Regions from separate parts of the Homo sapiens genome. Here region 2 is linked to region 1. The links are chromatin loops, found by intact Hi-C in ENCODE. Cell type or tissue: psoas muscle. All regions are shown on one strand.

The links. Peaks named below come from ENCODE experiments on the same cell type or tissue, not always from the same donor. Only the 100,000 strongest peaks of a DNase experiment are listed, where the experiment ranks them.
Region 2: a loop joins it to region 1, with 2.3 times the contacts of the local background. A loop is called at or near these places in 12 of 110 quality-filtered maps.

What each region holds. Positions count from the first base shown.
Region 1 is chr3:25,430,382-25,438,381 of GRCh38, forward strand. The region is part of intron 1 of RARB (retinoic acid receptor beta); the gene reads left to right. Among named protein-coding and RNA genes, the nearest start is that of RARB, 6.1 kb to the left of the region's middle. In psoas muscle, no CTCF peak of the experiment used is centred here; no DNase peak of the experiment used is centred here; H3K4me3 peaks cover 2,383 bases; H3K27ac peaks cover 2,073 bases.
Region 2 is chr3:25,571,773-25,579,772 of GRCh38, forward strand. The region is part of intron 4 of RARB (retinoic acid receptor beta); the gene reads left to right. Among named protein-coding and RNA genes, the nearest start is that of TOP2B, 89 kb to the right of the region's middle. RefSeq lists enhancers at 1,157-1,685, 1,686-2,213. In psoas muscle, no CTCF peak of the experiment used is centred here; no DNase peak of the experiment used is centred here; H3K27ac peaks cover 2,064 bases.

The sequences.
Region 1 (8,000 bases):
TTGGAATCCCAGGGAACTGGGGCTCTCTGAAACTTTTTCTTGTTAGAGAAAGTGGTAATGAAACATGTTTTTTAACAGAAGGAAAAAATATGCTCAGGATCCTCGCCAAAAGTTATTAGACCTAATAGAGTTTTTACATGTAGACATTCTTCCTTTTGTAATTAACCTTCCAAAGATGCCTATTAAGTTGTAAGAGTAGGGGGAAAAGCTTTGTTTGTTCTTGGACAAGTTAAACAAGGGATTTGCTTTATCTAGGGAGAGCGAGCGGTGAATGTGTCATTCGCCTAAAACTACCCGATAAGCAAGAAGTGTTGATAACAGCAAAGTTTAGCTAATCAAAGAAACTTGCATTAGACAAAGTAAATAAAGGCATTTGACAAAGGGATTTCAGAAATTCCAGTGTCTTATTTTTGTAAGCAGGGCAATTAGTTCTTATTGTGGTCAGTTTCACAAGAGTTTGAATCCCACACCCCAACTTTAGGTTAAATGAATAAAATGTAAATATTGCTTGTGCCCTTGCAGAGTTGCTTTACCCTCATAAACCACTTTATGATGGTCAGTTGTTCCAACGATTTTTTTTTTTTTTTAGCATAAATAAAACTAAAACTTTTTTTTTTTTTTTTTTTTAGAGATTCTAACAAATGTCTTGTGCCATGCAGTGTTTGGTTCAGGGTGGTACAGCTAGTTAGGGCTATTGAAATAAAAGTATATTAGGGCTACATTTGTGTAAGTAAGAACATAACCACAACCTTTTCCATTTTACTTAATGGCTATTTTGACGAGAAGCAGATCTGTTTTTGCTTTTAACACAGAGGAAACAGTGGGCAAAGAAGAAAAAGTACTAAATTCCAACCAAAACTATTTTCTGCTTTGAGTTTTTTTTATGGTGTGTGTGTGTATGCATAGTAAATAAAGTAAGACCTTTGAACATGGAGCACACCATCACAAGCTCACTTTGAAAGGTGTTAAAATATTCCCTTTATTTTCTTTTTAATTTTAAAGGCAGAAAAATGATATGCCAGCCAGCTGCCATTTGTAGTAGTGTCTGTGAATTGCTTCTTATAAGCATTCAAAGTCAGGATTAGGGGACTACTAAGGGAATGTGGTCTAAATATTACGATTGACGACTGCCCCTGGAAGGTATAGGAGTCACTAAATTTCTGTTCAGATGTCTCCAGGATTATCTTGGTTTTAGGCGGCTCCAGATGTTTTCAACATTAATTGCTCAGTGGGTATAGGATAAATCTTAATATTTTGTGGTCTAAATATAGTTGCTTTGGTGAAATAACGAGTGTGACAACTTCTTGGCCTTTTTCCCTGTCTTTTCTCCCTACTCAACACATCAAAAGGAAAAAGAAAAAAATATTTTCTTTTTGAAATAGGACTTTGCCCATTAATGAGAAGAAATTATTTTTAAAACAACCAGTAGTGATGTTTGATTAGGGAATGAGAAAAGGCCTCTTTTCAAAGCCCTGGGACCCAAATTTTAAGTATTAAACAGTATCTAAATCCTCTCCTAGTGAGATATAAATTGGGGTCAAAGTGGCAAAATCAAAGATACCCTCTGAAAGAAAGACTAAATAAAGACTGACAGCCACCGTATGAATTGAATGGGGTTTTGAATAAATATTTCAGTGAAAAGGCCCAATTGTTTTTCTAAAGTAGGACATAATTTTCTGCTTCTCGGGCACATGACGGTGGTAACTAATACCATCAGAAAGAAGAGAAAAAGAGGGACTTTTCCTTAAATCGCAAAGAGAGTACAGGCAGGGTTGTGGGTTGTTCGAAAACAAGTGAAAGATTCACAAAGTTTTCCTTCCTTGTAGAAAAAAAGAAATCATATTGTGAATATTGGATAAATTGGTACATTTGACAAGGGAGTGAGTATTGATGTGCAACTTAGAAAAGAAAAAGCATGTGTTTAAATTTTATTGCCAGAAAAGGATGGATTCAAAAAACTAAACAGTAGAAAGGTAGACATCTGTTTGCCTAAACTTAAGCTATGGAATTGACTTGGAAGCTTTAGTTAGAATTTGATTTGCCAGCCAATAATGTAAAGCCCTTGCATTGAAGCAGGTCTTTTTTCCTTAATAGATAAATGACCAGAATGGCTATTTCTGATAGGCTAGCTGACCTGAATCAGAAGTTTCCTTCTCATTTCTAGAAGCCTGGCGCTGATATATACAACCGAGGGTATTGTTATGCACTTTTCTCTAAAGCGTAAGAATAAAAAAAAGTTCTTCTGGATATCAGATGTTTATAATTTACCTTCGACATATGTTAAGCTCTGAGGTGGCTGAAAAAGAAAGAAAACCTGTTTTCTCCTTTACACATTCCACAGATATCATTAAACTCTATCTGAGAAGGGAAATACATGATAAATAACAAAGATTATAAATTCTACTCTCAAGGAATTTATAATTTTTTAAATCAGTAATTTAGAAAAAGCTGAGAATTTTAAGTTACTCTTTGGGCAGAAGATGGAGATGTAAAAACCAAGATGCAAAATACAAAACTCTGTTCAAGTCACACAGGATTTTAACAATAAATGCAATGTTCATTTTAGAACATCTTAGAATCTTCTATACAGTTTGAGTTATGTGTAAGTGCCATACATTTATCCTTAAATGACATTTTTATACTTTAAATGTTCTAATATAAATTCAGTTAACTATCAATTAAATAGATTATTTCAGAAATGGGAGTTTTTGATGAAGGTTAATCAGAAAAATCTTGGCTGAAAACCTTTCCAAAGATATTAATGTAGATAGAATCTTGCCTTTCAAATTACAGGGTAGTTATGACAATCATGTATCTCTGATTTTCTAGAATAACCCACTTTCAAATATCCTGCACAGTTCCCACATAAATCATTGAAATATGCCAGATATTTAATATTACAACATCTCCTAGGAGTGGCACAGAAAGTCTTTGTTTGGATTCTATAGTCAATATAAGTAGAGCTCTCACAGCTTAATTTTTTCATTATGTCTGAAGATCGCCTTGTGTTTCTGGGTCATTCTTATGAACATGAATTCCTTTCGTAGCAAACTATAGATCTGTGAATAGAAGGCATTCCTTGCAAAATGGACTGGGCTGTGATTCTCACTCTAGCACCTGTGTGTGCGTGGACAGGGTGGGGAGGAGGGAGTAGAATTAAATTAAATTGTTATGAACAAATCTGTATCAGCCCTTGCCAGCTTCCTCTTAAAAAGTTGGAGCTGGGGTGATGGAGGGAGAAGAGTAGAGTTAACTCAGGTTTCAGATTTATCAGTATCCTGCTTGTAAGTGGCTTGGTCTAAGTACCTCTTGTTAAATAGGAGATGAGATAACCTGCCCCATCTGTAAGATCTAATAACACAACCTCATCAGTCAATATGTTGCTCTGAATTCTCCTCTTTTCATTCCCAGCTTCCTTACCCCATCATTAAAAAGCATGATCTCTGTCCCATCCCACTCCCCAAACCCCTTTAAATGAATGAAAAATAAAGTTGCAAAAGTTCTCTCTACCTAGGAAGCAGGAGAGCCTAAGTCTACTGGCATTTTGTCTTGAGCTTTCAGAGCTTCTTAGATGGGAAGTCAAACAGGCAATGGAACTGCTGACTTGCTCTTTCTCTGGCCCTGTAGGGTGGGGGAGCTACAAGGGGACCATTTAGTAAGATAAGACTCTCTGCCCCCTGCGCGATAAGGCGAGGATAACAGGAACTGACGTCAGCAAGGCGACTCAACCTGGCCAAGCATTTCCTCTAGTCAGGGCTCAGGGATTCCAGGAGTCTCTAGGCTTCCCCCAGCAGCTGAAGAACTGAACCAGCTCAGGGGAGGGAGAAAGAAGAAAGCTGATTTTTACAGGGGTGATAGTGGGTGATGATGTCCCTGATTTCCAAAAGCAGATTTCTTTGAAGAGAACAAAGAAAAACTGGGAGGAAGAAAGTCGTTTAATAAAAGTGGATTCTGAGATTATAATTGTCATTTTACATTGTCATAGAATAGATATTTGTGTTCCAGCTGTTAACAATTCACTGCTGATGTCTCATTAGACAGTCTATCCAGCGATCACCAAATATCATCCACTCACAAACCTCGCCAACTCTCCATATAGAACAAAACGTGAGGGATTTCACGTTGTCAGAGTTAATCCTTGGTACTCCTTTTTTTTTTTTTTTTCTTTTTTTTTTTTTGAGATGGAGTCTCGCCCTGTTGCCCAGGCTGGAGTGCAGTGGTGTGATCTCAGCTCACTGCAACCTCCACCTCCCAGATTCAAGTGATTCTCCTGCCTCAGCCTCCTGAGTAGCTGGGACTACAGGCGTGTGCCACCACACCTGGCTAATTTTTGTATTTTTAGTAGAGATGGGGTTTCACTATGTTGGCCAGGATGGTCTCGATCTCCTGACCTCGTGATCTGCCCACCTCGGCCTCCCAAAGTGCTGAGATTACAGGCGTGAGCCACCGAGCCCGGCCTTGTATTTACTTTTGAAAGTACAAAGTTCCCATCCCCATCTGCATCAGATGACAACATTGCTAAAGCCATTTCATTTGCTACCAGCCCTGAAACCACTTAGCAGTTTTCCTCCCCTTTTTCCTTCTTCCCTTTCTCTTAAACCCAGATTTATTTTCATTTTATTTTATTCTTTGCCTTCCAAAGTATCTGATTTGAGATTTGGAGGAGGAGAAAAGTCAAACAGAAGGATTTTATTTCTTAAAATTCACAGATTCTCCTCAGTCCACTGCTGTCTTAAAGATAGCTTCTTATTTTTTAAGTTTCAGTGTTTGACAAAGAATCACTGTCCTAATTTGACCCATATTTAGTGGAATGTTTGCTATGTTGTTGTTGATAAATTACTATTCATCACAGAATAAAATTTTGTCAAGTCAAAAAAATAGCTAAATTCAAAATAATGTGCAGGTAAAAGAACAAATAAGATGAGTGCATCGGTTAACTAGGGAGAGAAGATCTGGATCACATCCCAATTTTTTTCCCATTTCCAGAGCAAATGAAGACCTCATGTAATAAATTTGTCTTCTCAAAAATATTAAAGCTTTCAACGGCTACAGTACCTTTGTCATGTCATCAAAGTCCATAATTATAAAAAGGCCGATGATCTGAAGGCCATTTCAGCTTCAAAAGATTTTTTTAGGGGCTGGTCTATTGGAAAGCTTGGGGGTTTAATTAACTAAAATGGAAATGGAGGCAGCGAAATTCAGTTCCTGATGTTTTAATTTAGCTCAGTACTGCCATGTGTTATTGAAGAGAATTCTTAAAGGCAAACATAATTATTTCATTATGGTCCTCAGAATGCTTTCATTGGCTTTAATGACAAGAAGCTGTATAAAAAGGCATATATTTTAATTAGTCCTTTTTATATTTACATCAGATAAACAACAAATAATTGATGAAAAACAAGTCTTTGGAATGGATGATTTCACATAGTGCACTGGTTACAGTTTAATGATGAAACATTTCTCTGTTGCTTTGCATTTTAATTATATATACATTATATTACAGTAGTCGTGCCATGGAGCTACTAAAATACCGTTGTTGCCATTTTATTACAAAAAAAATCACGATTAATGCCTAGAAATTGAAAGCTGAAAAATGTAGCTAGACACATCTCCAAGGAAGTAAATTACCGGTTCCATTAATTTTACTACATTTGTTAGAACTCATTTTGATCACTTTTATCTTTTACGCTTCATCTTTTTGGATTAAGATCGTCAGGGGTTTCATATGCTTTTTTATGGCCACATCTTCTCCTGAGCACCTTTCTTTCGCTCTTGCTGCCTGTTTTGAGGATTTGCATGTGAAAGTGCCTTGCCAAATGTGCACTGGAAATTCAGAGAGCTTTTTTTCCATGCTATCGGCTTGCTTTACCTTTGATTTTATATGAAAACCCATTTCACATGATTCATCCGTTTTGGTGTACAGAACACTAATTGTTATTATTGATTTTAAATTCCGTGACCATTACAAGTAACCCAGATGACTGGCAGATAAAGGGTAATAATCCATGGAGTTCTGGAACTGTTTCATGTTTGTCTGGAGTACTTTATGTGATCAATATTAACTGCCCCATTGAAACTAACTGCTGTATCAAATAACAGTCAATCAAATGAATGTGCTTAGAGATTATTTATTGAAAGCTTTAATTGTTCACTGGGGCCCTCCTTATCAGGGGAAACAATACAAACTAGAGGTAGGATGAACAGGTTTGGATTTGCAGGGAAAGTTGGGGGATGCAGATGAACAAGGCATCTCTCTGCTTCTCGGGCAAGAGTTTCCAGAAACCCATGTTGGGCTTATAGTTCAGGCAGAAGTTGTGAATACTCTTCCAGAGCTTATCCTATCACCTGTACCTCAAAGGCTTTCTAGAGAAGGGGGTATAATAATTTTCTTGCACTCAGCAGAAGCTGTGAAAAGTTCTCCCTTTCCAAGAGTTTTACTGCTGCTTCTCCCTGGTCCTCTCAGAATTACCCTTCCATGCATCTCTCCACCTCTGCTTCCCCATCATGGCCTGATGGTCCAAGATAATGCAAGTAGCCTGCCTTGACACAGGATCGGTTTCTACAGCTATGAAATGGGAATAATAGTGTCTACATTGCAGGATCTGTAGAAGGATTAGAGATCATGTAAATTAAGATTCTATTCTTGTCTTGAAAACATATGGAAGTCACCAGGTAGGCCTTCTGCCCTGATTTTGGCATGACACCTGTGGCTTACGTGCCTTTGCTAAAAGCAAACTTTTTTTTTTTTTTTTTGGTCATATCTAAATTAGGTATCTCTTTTCTTTGGTGAAATGATCCCTCGGTCTATAGCTCATAACCTAGGTGGCAGTCCTTTCTGTTTGTCAGGTAGCACTGTGCCCTGATTCAGGGGCATCCATTTACCAGATCCCCAGATTTCTTGCAAATGATTGACTTTTACAAGTGAGCATTGTCACCTTCAAAGTTGTCACAATACACTTAGCCCAAAGATGCTGTCGTGGCACAGTACATTTTTATTGCTCATTGATGGATTAGTTTTTGCAACGTGCCATTCAGCAAATGGCTCTTGGGTGTCTGCCATGTGCCAGGCTCCTTGATATGATCTGTGGGGGACACCAAGATGAATCAGACACTGTCCCTTCTCCCTCTGAACTCATGATATAATGGGAAGAACTTGTGACACAAGTCGTTGTCACATAACCCCCTTATAACAAACCCAAAAATCTCCCCATGTCTTTGAACCTAAGATTGATAATGGAAAGAACTAAGAACTGCCAAGAACCACAGCTGGTTTATATGGTGGGTGATCAAGTGGATTATACATTTTTGTCACAGTGGAGCGGGCGTGAAGTTTTTCTGTGTGCAGGCCTCATAGATCATCTCTAAAAGTAGTTCACAAAGGAGTTCTAAACCTATCTTACACAGTGGAATAAGTGCACACCTTCCAAACTAGCTTCTTGAAGACTTTCATGTGGATGTTTCTGGAGCGTGTTAAGTAATCATGTTCCTTGGGGATGGGTTTGATTCTATTGGATTTTTAAAAATCACTTATTTCTCTATGATTTCTGTGACTTATTCCTGTGTAACAAACCATCCCAAAACTTCCTGGTCTAACAATTTATTATGACATTATTCTGTGGATGGGCTGGGCTCCGCTGGGCAGACCCTCTGCTCCGCATGCTGTCAGCTGGGGCTGAATCATCCATGGCTAAATTGGGCTGGCAATCCAAAAAGTCTCACTCTCATGGCTGGTGGTGGATGTTGGTTGTCGGTGAGAGCTCTAGGGGATCTGCATGTGACTTGTGCATGTCACAGCATGGCAGCAGTATTCCGAGAGAGAGTGTTTCGAGAGTGAACCTTCCAGGAAGGAGGCAGCAGAGGCTCCCAGTCCTCTTAAAACCTAGACCCAGAGAGTGGTATACAGTCGCTTTCACTATATTCTGCTGGTGAAGCAGACACAGGGCCAGCCCAGATTCAATAACTACCTTTCAGTTTGGGAGAGAAAGGCAAAGAATGTCCAC
Region 2 (8,000 bases), 140 kb after region 1:
TGTGAAATAGTTGGGAGGATGAAATGAGACAATTTATGAAAAGCTGCTGTGATGGAACCCAAAAATATCTACCCAGCAGTGGAGTGGCAGAAACATCATCCAGACACGTACCTTCTACTGGATACTAACTGACCCTCCAGAGACCTGGCCCCCATGCTGGGTGCATCTGACAATACAGAAAAGTAACATGATGAATAACCAATACCTGAAAGTATGCCATTTATTTCTTTTAGAAATACTTACTAATTGCCAACCATTCAGTGGCATTTCAGGCCCTGTATTGAGCTGTGTATCAAGGTGAGGGCGTCTTGACCTAAGAAATGAGGGAACTCAGGCTGGCACAGTGGGAAGGGGCGAAAAGAGAAGATGAGAGAAAACAGGTGCTGTGCAATGGTGGACTGTGTTGAGTTGAGAGCAAGTGGGAAGTGAGAATGGGAAAAGCCTGGCGGAGTCTTGAGTGCCACTTGAGGAGTCTGTAAATAATGAACAGTAATTGATGGTTGTGGTCAAAAATCTTTATTATTATCATTGTAATCATTATTACATCTCATATTTATTGAGCATTTACTATGTACTAGGGACCATGCTAAGTACTATAAGTATACTAATTCTTTTATTCCTTATGAGGACTCTGTGATTTGGGTTTCGTTGCCCTCATATTACAGATGCAAAAGCCAGGTACAGAAAGGCTCGATAACTTTCCCCTTGTCTCTTAGTCAACAAGTGGTCAGAGGTGAGACTTGAACCTAAACAGTCTGACTCCAGGGCAGCTCTTTTAACCAGTATACTATACACAGAATCCCTTGAGAGGGTTGCCAAAAAGGGAGAATGGAAGCTGGGGCCATTGGCGGCATCTAGCTAGGAGGAGAGAGCTGTGACCCAGGAATAAATCAATCTTGTAGCTCCAAGAAAGTCAGAGGAAAAGAGATGAGAGTGGGGAGGTCTTCCTGAAAGAGGAGACTTTTGATCCAGGTCATGAGGTGAGCGACTTTATATGGCAATACCTAGGGCCAGTAACTGCTACATCAGGGTCCCCCTCCGCCTCCTCCAGGTGGTATCTTAGCATAGCCAAGTCAATCCCCAGACCCTGACTCACCTAGTAATCAGGTGAAACAGCTCCCACTCTAACCTGGAGGAGGGCAGGACAAACACAACGTACAGCATTTGCCGCTCCTGGAACATGCGCCCTGGTGTGACCGGGATTCCTACAGGATGGCTCACATGTGAGGCATTGCCACTCCTGCGAGCGGTCCCTCACCACTGATGAGCAGAACGTGGAGAGATAAACCCCCCCAGCTTCCTTATTCGTTGGGCAGGATACTCTTAGGTATCCTCTAAACCACGTCCCAGAGTTTCCCAACTAGATCGAGCTCTGACTGCCCACAGTGATGATCTCCGCTGGCCGCCTTCCTTCCCTGCCCACTCTGTTCTTCCAGTGCTTCCTGGGATCTCCTCCCACATAAACTATCGTGCATTCCAATTCTAGTCTCAGCCTCGGCTTCTGGCCTAAGAGAGAGAGGCTTCCCTGCAGGCCTCCAGGGCCCTTTCCTATCCACCCCAATATGGGGGTGAGTCACCCCCAGTCCTCAACTGGGGCCCACCCTCCTAAACACATTGTGGAGACTTCTTGTACCTCCCAGTCAGGCAGAAAAACAGAAACACGATTTTATCTCTAGAGCGTGGCCCTTCACTACTGGGCATCCTTCCGGAGGCCTGCTGCCCACCGCGGGGTGGAGGGCGCTCTGAGCCAGTCTCGCAGCTGACCGTGCTCTTCATTTGTACTATCTCTCCCCAGATCTAGCTGTGTTTTTATTGTGAGCCACTTAAAATCCTTTCTGGAAGTCGGTGGTATAAATAAATAACAGCAGCCATAACACATTCTCTGCAAGCTCTTAGTTCGGAGTTGAGCATTTTTAAAAAGAGCTTTTTTTAGACAGGCAGTTGCTTCCACGGCAGGAAACTTCCTGTCATCTTCACCAGAGTGGCATCCCTGTCAGATGCCTTTGGAATTAGTGGGCAGAGAGGAATAAGAAAGGCAGCCAACTGCGCATCTACAGATCTTTGAAAGAGTAGTTCCTTTTTCTTCCCTAATTAGGGTGGATTTGGGACAAATGGTTGGGTCCCCGGAGACCGCAGGAATGGCTGGAAGAGGCAGAAACATATCCCCACCACCCCCACCTCAGGCCAGGGCAGGGCACTCACCCACAATCTTCAGAGCTAGTATCCCTGGGAAGGTTTCTACCCAATGACCCTCCGCCGCCATAAAAGGAGAGAGGGTGGATTCCCTGTGGAAAGGTGGAAAGCAGGAGAGAAGCTATTTATAGATGAGCTTTCCAAAATAGAATCAGGACTGAACCAGAGGTAACATCCTCGCTCTGAGGACGTGTTCTCCGCTTCCTTAGGGTGAACCCTAGTGAGTATCATTTGGGCTTTAGGGCCTCATAAATTCAAGCTCAACTCTTATCCCTGCTACTTAGGAGTCATGTGACTTTGGAAAGTTACATCATCATTTGCACCTCAGCTCCTTCATCTGTATAATGGGAGTTTTAAAAACATCCACCTCCTGCCTGGAGGGTTCCATGAGAAAAATATATGGAGCGCCTTGCACAGTTTCCGGCACAGAGGAGTCGTGCCGAATGTGCAGCTCTCCTCCTCTCCACCCCATCATAAATGTCTTGTCATTTTTTCGAGCCACATGCCCAGGTTCTGTAAACTAGCGTGGGTGTGACAGTGGGACAGATTTCCAGGTGGTGTAGCCCCCACCCCCAGCTCGTGCTGTCTGCTCCGGGCCGCCTCTGCTCCCGGCCTCCCACTGCTCTGCCGTGTGCGGGCCGCTCATCACCAGGTGGGGCCTGGCGGGAGGTAAGCTGTCCTCCGAGGGGCTTGTGAATATGAACTATGAAGATTTAAGAAGCCCTTAACCTGCTCAGAAAAATGACCACAAACAGAATTATTAACCACGAAAGACTTTCCAGGAGACATACCATAGAAAAGGAAGGCTGTTTTGAGCACTTGTCATGGGTGGACTCGGTGCGCTTTTTGGAAACTAACATTTGCCATCAACCAGAGGAGCAGAACCTGGAACTCGGGGAGCTCGGGCTGCCAGGAGAGATGCATCAGGAGGGATAGAAGGTCAGTGGGGGCCACGAAACCCGAGTTCCAGTCCCCACTGTCACCTCACAGCTGTCTGACTTTGAGCCAGTTGTTAACTTAGTGAGCCTCAGTTTCTTGCTAGTAAACACACCTGTGCTGCCAGTATCACCCAGCAGCGGTCCCCAACCTTCTTGGCACCAGGGACCAGTTTCATGGAAGAGAATTTTTCCATAGATGCTGGGCTTGGGGATAGTTTCAGGATGAAACTCATGAAGGACAACTTAGATCCCTCGCATGCGCACTTTGCAGTAGGGTTCATGTTCCTATGAGAATGTAATGCCGCCGCTGATCTGAAGGAGGTGGAGTTCTGGCGATAACGCTCGCTCCTGGCCACTCACCTCCTGCCGTGCGGCCCAGTTCCTAGCAGGACACCGACCAGTACCCATCCACGACCCAGGGCTTGGGGACCCCTGACCTAGACCATTCTTTCATGTTGCAACAAACAATGACTGCATACCTACTGTGTTAGTTTCCTAGGGCTGCTGGAACAAAATAATACAAACTGGGTGGCTTGAGACAACATTATTTGATCGCATTTCTGGAAGCTAGAAGTCCAAAATCAAGGTGTGTGCATGGCCACGCTGTCTCTGACAGCTCTGGGAGAGAGCCCTTTCTTGCCTCTTGTAGCTTCTGGCGTGGAAGGCAGTGCTTGTAGTTGCATGACACCAATCCTCCGTCTTCTCATGGTCATCTTCTCCCTGTGTTTCTTCACATCGTCTTCTCTCTATGCATGTCAACCTCTGTCCAGATTTCCACATTTTTTTTTATAAGGGCACCAAGTCATACTGGATTAGGGCCCACCCTAATTACCTCATTTTAACTTGATTACCCCTATAAAGACACTATTTTCAAATAGCGTCACATTCTGACATACTCGGGCTAGGATTTCAACACATCTTTTTGAGGAACACAGTTTAACCCGTAACAAACAGTAACACCTAGTGAGTGCAGAACTGGAGTGCATGGATGTTACCTTTCCATGCTTGCCGCTCTCTGCAAAGTCTAGCTGGAGATCAAATTTTGTCACAAGTGTTGTGAGTATTTAGAAACCTCTGGCAGCACACATAAGTCCTGATCTTTTGAAGAAAAATGTTCTGTAGGCACTGTGCTAAGTACCCACATTCTTCCTCAGTGATGGAATAAGGGAAAGACGTTCCCAGCAAAAGCAATAGCATGAACACGGCACAGGGTTTCACAGGGATGGGGCTGGGTGGGAGGGAGGCAGAGCTAAGTTTGAGGAGGTAGGTCAGGGCTAGCTTCCTAGGGGCTTTGGGTGCTGGGATAAGGTGTGTGAACATTAGCCCTAGGGAGCCAAGGGAAGTTTCTAGTCATGAGAAAAAGCAGTTCGAAGAAGGTGGTGCCTAGCTGCTGTGTCTGGCTGGAAGGCTTCGGCAGGGACACAGGGCAGGGCTTTTGATCTTTCTCAGATATGCCCTGCAGCTCCAGAAGGCATTCGTGGCCCCTTCCAGCAGCTGGGACCACTCCAGAATTCTAGCATTTCTTGGACATCCTCTAGGGCCTTGGACTATACCCACCACCCCACCCCTGCACTCGACCAAGGCCCCAGATCTCTGAACCCCAGGAGTGAAGGGGCTGCAGATGGATAGATGGTCCTTTCCAAGGTCATGTCCCAGCTCAGGAATCTTAGACGATGGTGGTCCAGGAGCACGCCTGAAACGTGACCTCCAGGGGAATCCTGCGGCATCACTCTTGCTTTTTAGCCAGGCTGCTAGGAAATACTCGAAAGATTCTAGAGACCCTCCCTACCTGCCCTCTCCCATTGCCCTTTGCTCGAAGCCCTCTCTAGCCACAGGCTGCACCATGCCTTTAAGATCACGCCCTCCTGTCTACCCAGAGCTACAGGGTGGCTGCCAAGCTGCCTTCTCCCCACCTGTTGGAGGCATCTGGTCCTAAGGAAAATGCTGCAGGCGTGTTGGGGGCCTTCTCCTCTCTTCTCTTCTGTTGGGGGCAGACGTTCCCGAAGCCATGCTCTCATAGTGCCTAGATAATGTGTGTATTGACCACAAAGAGATGTTGGCCGGCACATAACATTCTCTTCATAGCTGTGCTGGAGCTCTTGTAGCCACCTGATGGAAGCATCCAGAGATTCCAATAAGGAGGGAGATCACAGATGCAACCACAGGCTTTAGGAGTCAGGAAGTTCTAACCAGAAAGTAGAAATATGTGAGGAACCAGTAGGGAGGGGGTGACGTGGTGCACTGGTGGGAAGCCTAAACACCCCAACCCAACTGTGTGGGTGAATCCCACACCCTCCGGTTCGCCCGCGGGATCTTGCACAAATGATTGCACTTCTGTGGGCCTTCGCTTCCTCATCAGCCAAATGGGGACCATAATGGTGCCTACCGCATGGGGGCGCTGTGAAAAGTAAAGAGAGTCGGTGATCGTTAAGCATGTAGAACAGTGCCTGGCACGAGGCAAGCCCTAGAAAAAGGGGTGGTTACATGCAAAAACATACAAAATGCAGGAATTGAATGTGGGTGACAGGGATGGTCTGCAAATTGAACTTGAAAGGACATCAGTCTCCAGGATGGTGGAAGGATTTCAGGCCTAAGGAAGAAGGAGGCACTTCCATGGATATACCCAACATTGCCACAGAATTTTAATTCTTTATTTCTTTAATGAAAATTTACATTTCCTTCTTAACTTTGAAAAAAAAGCCAGAACGCTTGAACAAACCACTGTAATACCCAGGAGCTGCCTCCAGTGGGATTTAAAGATGCTGGTGATTCCACTTTCCTTTATGGGTCTTGTTCTGAAAGTCCTGCCAGTCCAGGAAGGCAGCCCGTTGCAGCAGAGAACCAAACCAGCAGAAGAAAGGGATCCATTTGCGTGGCAAAACTTGCCATTTAATTGGATTTCATAGTAGGGTTGGGCTTTTCTGCTGCTTAAGATGGCCCTGGGGGGCCATGGGCGCGACCCTCCATATATGGGCCACCACGCGGCATCCTGGGGAGGCGCTGCAGCTCCTGTAGCCCCTGCCGAAGAGGGGACCTCCTCTGGAAGCCCTGGCCAGACTCTCAGTCGGCAGCAGATGGAGGAGAGCCCCTTGCCCTTCTGGCTTGGCTGTTTTCCTCATCAGCCTGCCTCATACTCACAGCAAGGGTCACTCCTCACCACCCCACTTTCTGCTTCTCCTTCTCTGTTGGTTTTCCTCCCTGCACACTCAGAAATGCTGCTGAAAATCCACGCTTCGCTGGTGCTCCCCACAGCCGCCTTCATTACCAACCCAAGCAGGCCAGGGCTCTCCATTTGCCGCAGCTGGAAGATAATATATAAGCCATTTGAAGCCTCATGCCTATGAATCCAGCAGCCAGTATAATAAAACACCAGGTTATTTTGTGTTTTATTAACTGCCTCTTCCCTTCAGTTTGCATAATAGTGAGTTAGATTTACATGCCGTTAAGACGGCTGTGCATTATTTTTAATAGAAGGTACGACAGGCTCCTCTCTCTCAGCCCTGGCGCGTGATAAAGTTACCTCATGCAATGTTGATGAAGGTTTCGTTCACACTTGCTGGGTCGGGGCAATGTCTTTTTTTCCAGATGGATACTCTATTGTAAAATGATTTCCCTCCATAAGCTTGACTCTCCGTCCCTCTCTTCCGTGTCATCTTCCTACGAACCGGATAAACTGCCTATTAAATTTAATTACGGCCCAAATGGCCACACATCTTGATCTCATGTTCCCTCAAGTGTACTGTATACCACCAAGGTCCTTGAGGAAGGAATAAAATAAATCTGGAGGATGCATGTCTACTCTCCACAAGGAACGTCGTGGAAGGCAAAGTTGACCACCTTCGTTTTTACAGTGTCTGTGGCACCTCGTGCAAACTCTTCTTTCTGGCTTTCCATGCAGACGTTCAAAGCAAGAGCTAGTTTTATTCACTTCCTGTAGACTGATTTTAACTGAGGTGGGGAACTAAAGATATCAGTTTGAGAAACACAGTACCTCTCCTGAGCTGTTTACATTTGTCAGAGAACCAAACGTCAGCCTTTTGTTGGATAGTAAATTACAAATATCTCATCATTTTATCTGTAAATATCTTAATATGTATTCTAAATGAAAGAAGCTCCTGCAAACGAAAGTAAAGCATCAGTGCCATTATTACCATCCTAAAATAAAATGATCTCTAACACCTAATAGCTCATATTTCTGGTTTTCTCATATATATCACCACCTCTTTACAGTTTATTTTTTGAATTAAAATTTAGATAAGGTTTACACCATGCAATTGGTTGTCAGTTTTCTCAGTATCTTAAGTCAGGTTTATTGCAGTATATTTTACATAATGTAATTTTTATCTTTTTTAAAGGTATAGTTTGATGAGTGTGATAAAAGTATACAGTCACATAACCTGACTCCAGTCAAGATGTAGAATATTTCCATTGCTCCAGAGAGTTTCCTTGTGCACCTGTGGTCAGTCCCCACCTGCCTTCCCGCTCCTGGAAAACCACTGAACTGTTCTCAATCACTATAGTTTTGCCTTTTCCAGAACGTCATATAAATGGAATCGTTTTGAGTATGGGCGTTTTATGTCTGCCTTCTTTGGTTTAGCATGCTTCCAAGGTTTATCCATGTTGTAGCATGTATTACAGTTTCCTTCCTTATTAACGCTACCTAGCATTTTCATTGCAAAGTTGTAATCACAATTTATTTATCCACCCATCAGTTAATGAGCATTTGGGTTGAGTTGCTTTCAATCTATAGATTTCTCTCTCCACTTGTTTTTCTCTCTTGCAATGTTCTTATTGAAGAAACCAGTTCATTGGTTTTGTGGATTTTCTGGCATTCTGGATGTTGATAGCTGTACCCACTTTGTGTAGTTT